Linked DNA regions of Mus musculus: region 1 is linked to region 2. The links are chromatin loops, found by intact Hi-C in ENCODE. Cell type or tissue: left cerebral cortex. All regions are shown on one strand.

Region 1 (2,500 bases), 180 kb before region 2:
AACCATAAAAACAACAAATCCATTGACACGTGGCTTGATTCAGGCAAGGGCAGTACTTTCTAGCTTGGATTCAACCCCACAAACCCCCTGTGTGATACCAGGGTTTTTTTGTTTTTTGTTTTTTCGAGACAGGGTTTCTCTGTGTAGACCCGGCTGTCCTAGAACTCACTTTGCAGACCAGGCTGGCCTCAAACTCAGAAACCTGCCTGCCTCTGCCTCCCAAGTGCTGGGATTAAAGGCGTGCGCCACCATGCCTGGCCGATACCAGGGGTTTCAGATGTGCATGTCTCAGCGTGTAAATTCCTGGGTTCTTGCCAGTTCAGATGAAGGCTAGAGCTTCCCAGGAAAATCCTGGTGGGACTCTTGGGTTTATGATCCTTGAACGGTCCAGAGATCTACTGCCCTTTGGGGTTTGAGGTGGGTTACCCAAAGCTAGACCGAGGAGATCCCACCTGGGGTGAGGTAGGAGAGGAGAAGAGGCTATCAACTTCTTGACAGGCCATGCATCTTGTTATTTTTGAGACAGAGTTCCTGTAGCAAGGGATGGCCTGAAATTTCTGATCTTTTTGCCTTTTACTCCTGAGAGCTGGCATCACTTGGGTCACTAAGCAAAGTTCTGCTGCGTAAAGGAGCCTCGATTGAGGCCAGACTCTGATGGGAGGAGAAGGAGTCAGGAGGCAGCACCCAGAGGCGGGGTTGGCAGAGGCACATCTGGAGGCACATCTGGAGTCAGCCAAAGCTGCGACAGAGTCTGGGAAAAGCCACCCACCAGCTGATTTGGGTCTGTTACTCTGTGGATGTGGCATCTGGCTGGCTTGGGGGTCACGCCGCCACATCACAGGGCAGATGGAGAAGACAAGGGAAGCCAGAACATGCTGCCAGGTGGGCCTGGAGCCATGCCAGCTTCTAAAGAATGCCCAGGGAGCCAGGGAGAACCTGGCTTCTCTCCCAGGCCCTGGAGGGGTGCCGAGCCCAGTTTGGTAGAAATATATCAGAGGTGTCTCCAGATGTTAGGTGGGCTTGAAGGTGATAGATGGAGCTGTGATCAGTAGGAGAAAATGTAGGATGGGGGTGTCTGCTGGGCTCCTCAAACCCATGCTTGTACTTGCCTGGGGCAGGCAGGTGCACACACCTGTGTTGGCATGTATGCTCCCATATGCATGAATGCAGGAGGCGCATGCAGACATGGGGGGGACAGCGGGCTCACCTCCTCCCCAACCTCACACCTACGTTCTTTCCTAGAGGTGTGTTAGCCTAGAAATCCCTCTCCCTTCCAGGATTTCTCTGCTACCGCAGCCAATTTTTATTCCTGCCGTGAAACTCCTCAGCAGACCCTGCCAGGAACATCTCTTTCTCGTTTATTTCAGGCTCCAGAGAAGCCCGAGAGAGGGAGAACCCTGCAGATGGCTCCCCGGTATTTTCATCAACATGACAGCCCTCTGAGCACACAGGCTGTGGAAGCCAGGGCCTGGCTCCAAGGGAGGTGGAGCCCAATCCAGAACAGGTAGGATGTACTACAGTGGATTATGTTCTAGAATAGGCAGTTGCCACCAGAGCCTCTGGCTGCAGGGTGGAGGTGGGTCACAATATACATGTATCCCTTGAACTGTCATTCCACATTTACATGATTCTTAGCAAGAGAAATGGCCTTCAGGGAGTGATTGACAGTTGTAGTTCTAGGGCCCAGCAAGGTACCTGGCTCTCAAAGATCTGTTAATTCAGGTCTATTAGAATTTGGAATTCAGGGGCTGGAGAGATGGCTCAGCGGTTAAGAGCACTGACTGCTCTACCAGAGGTCCTGAGTTCAATTCCCAGCAACCACATGGTGGCTCACAACCATCTGTAATGGGATCAGATGCCCTCTTCTGGTGTGTCTGAAGATAGCGTCAGTGTACTTATAAAAAAATAAGTACACAGTGTACATTAAAATAAACAAACAGATAGACAAACAAATAAAAAAAAAACAGAATTTATTTTGGGCTGGTGAGATGGCTCAGTGGGTAAGAGCACCCGACTGCTCTTCCGAAGGTCCAGAGTTCAAATCCCAGCAACCACATGGTGGCTTACAACCATCTGTAACGAGATCTGATTCCCTCTTCTGGAGTGTCTGAAGACAGCTACAATGTACTTACATATAATAAATAAATAAATCTTTAAAAAAAAAAAAAAAAGAATTTGGAATTCAGTTAGGAGAAAGGCTTGTGGAAGAACTGTCCCTTAGCCAGGAAGATGGCTCTGGGTGAAGGTGCCTACTGCCAAGCTGGAGAGCCCAGTCAGTCTTCCGAACCTACAGGGACTTTCTGCAAGTTGTCCTGTGACTGCCACCTGGCTTCTGTGGCATGCAACACCCCTCTGCCACCACTGCTGCCAATAAACAAATTTTAAAAATGTGAAAGTTTAAAAAAACACAGCCTTTCTGGGAAACGGTCTGTGTAGATGGGATTACGGATCTCCGAATGAATCTCCTGGGCACTGGCTTGGGATGTCATGGATAACTATC
Region 2 (2,500 bases):
CGTGCAGATCTGCAGCAGTGAATCACTGCCACCTAATCTCTTAGTGTAACCGGTGCAACAGCATAGTAACCACCCACTCATTCACTATGTCGGCTGGTCCCGGGGCAGCCCAGAGCCGGGTACAGACTTAACCCAAGCCCACGTGCTGGGAATCCTAATGAGCTGTTCTACCTCCATTTTATTGCCCCATCTGTTTGGCTCCCTGGTTCTTTCTCACATGCATTTTTATCTTGGTCTTCTGGGAAATGTGCTAATTTCCACCACGATGTCAGAAGAACCTATCTTATACAGTTTCCCCCTCCCCCTCTTCTGCATTTCCTCCCCTCTTAGCCACTTGGGAAGTCAAGAGTGGGGGCGTGTGCTCAATAGCACGGAATTCAAGGACAGCTTCCTGCAAACATGACTCAGGAACTATCCTCGGTGCTGAATTTCAGTCCGAGGGGAGTTCAGAATGGTGTGTGTGTGTGTGTGTGTGTGTGTGTGTGTGTGTGTGTGTGTTGCATGAGAGTGTGCACAAGGGATTCAGTGCTGGAGGCGCTAAAGGATCCCGATTAATCCCCTGTAATACATAAAATGCTAATACCCTTTTATGAGTGTGTTTTTCACGAGACCAAGCTGCCCAATAAAATGGAAAGGGAGTTTGGCGTCAGGCAGCACTTGTTTCAGTCCCAGTCTGATAACTCGAGAGTGTAGCTTAACCTCCCTGAGCCTTAGTTTTCTCATTTCTAAAATTAAAAGTAAATTTATGAGCAAGCCTTGTTGTTTCTGGGCTTGTGTGAGACACTGTTTCCAGACATGTTTAGCATAAAGCAGGTGCACAATAAATGCTAATGGACCTCTCCTCCCCTTCTCTCCACCAGAGCTAGGCCTGAATTATATAGGTCCTATTAAAAACAAAATTAAAATTTCCCTTTATTCTGTATACTATCCTTTAGAACTAAATACACTAAGAGTCTGGGGCAATACAAGCCAGCTTCCTTAGAGAGATGATGAGAGTTGAGAACTCCAGAAAAAATGTAGAAGTATCAGCAAGTAAAAGATCTCTCTCTCTCTCTCTCTCTCTCTCTTTCTCTGTGTGTGTGTGTGTACATAAGATAAATTATGGTGTTATAAAGATTTAATCATGTGAACTATTTTGCATTTATGCTAACTTGGTGTTTATGTGAAGGGACCCAACTAAAAGACTGGTTGTATTTAACATTCCGGCAAATGAATTTAAATTGCTATGGGATGTGAGAGAAGCTTGCCCCTTCTGATAAAGCAGGTTTTTCTTTCTTCAGTGCATCTGGCTTCTTCCTGAATGATGTATCTCTGGTTTAATTTTGGAGCAAGTGATAGGAAACATTGACTTTCAGAAAATGTTCCTGTGCACGGGTGTATTACAAGTGGGTAGAGAGCCATAGTTTGGGGAAACGGCTTGTTAATGTAACTCCATGATTTCACCAAACAAATGAAGGCTCAGTGGTACCTTCTGATTTCTAGCAATAGACGAGGTCACTACAAGCCAGGAATAACAGGTTAGCTTGGTGTCTAAAGGGAATGGACTCTGGACAGTGAGCTTACTGGGTATGATGTAACAGGCGGTAGAGCACTTGCCTAATATAAAACCCGGAGCTTCACCCCAAGCATACAAAAAAAGACCCCTTGAAGTTAGTTTGCTTTGAGGAAATCGAAGAGCATAGTCTCTCAATTTCTCTATATTTGGAAACACTAGGGATAATACTTCCTTTATATGCCTGTCTAAAAATTACAAAATTGGAACTGGGGAGATGGCTAGTGGGGGAGGGGATGGGAAGACTTCTGAATATGCCAATGTGGAGATCTGAGTTCAAATCCCTGAAACCCAATGTAGGGTGGGGACGGGAGACTCTCTAGAAGCTACCCTGGCATACACAGTCGGAACAGCCTTGAACAAGGTGGAAGGTATAGACCAACACCTGAGGTTCCCCTCTGACTCTCACACATATGCTGCACACACACACACACACACACACACACATACACACAGAGGAGATGGAAAATTGATCTAATTATGACAAAGATTGTAGCTCATTGTGCCCATATCAGTTAGGCACAGATAGCTTGTGTGAACATTTGAATTTTAAAGATTTATTTTTCATTTTATGCATATATGAGTATGCTTGAGCAATGTGTGTGCACCGTGTACGTGCCAGAGCCCAGGACAGAAGAGGGTATCAGATCCCCTTGACCTGGAGTCACAGACAGTTCTAAGCTGTCATGTGGGTGCTGGGAATCAAACCTGGGTCCTTTGCGAGAGCAATAATTGCTCTTAACCACTGAACCATCTCTCCTGCTTGGATGAACCTTTGAAAGCCCAAGCTGGAAGCAATTCTATAGAAATCCAAAGACTAGAAAACAGTTTTCAAAAGATTAAAAGGTGAGAAAGCTACTTAACAGCAGAGCCTTGGTCAGATGCAGGCCTTTGATCTTCAGTGAAAACGTCTTTTCCTTTTGCTGCTTCTTAACTTATTCACTGACC

The links. A loop is a pair of places that touch in the nucleus more often than their neighbours do. Peaks named below come from ENCODE experiments on the same cell type or tissue, not always from the same donor. Only the 100,000 strongest peaks of a DNase experiment are listed, where the experiment ranks them.
Region 1: a loop joins it to region 2, with 4 times the contacts of the local background. A loop is called at or near these places in 6 of 42 quality-filtered maps.

Annotation. Positions count from the first base shown.
Region 1 is chr5:144,718,903-144,721,402 of GRCm38, reverse strand. No RefSeq gene overlaps it. Among named protein-coding and RNA genes, the nearest start is that of Tmem130, 41 kb to the left of the region's middle. In left cerebral cortex, a CTCF peak has its summit at 1,377; DNase peaks (open chromatin) are centred at 958 and 1,376; H3K27ac peaks cover 209 bases.
Region 2 is chr5:144,540,741-144,543,240 of GRCm38, reverse strand. No RefSeq gene overlaps it. Among named protein-coding and RNA genes, the nearest start is that of Nptx2, 3.9 kb to the left of the region's middle. In left cerebral cortex, no CTCF peak of the experiment used is centred here; DNase peaks (open chromatin) are centred at 23 and 1,313.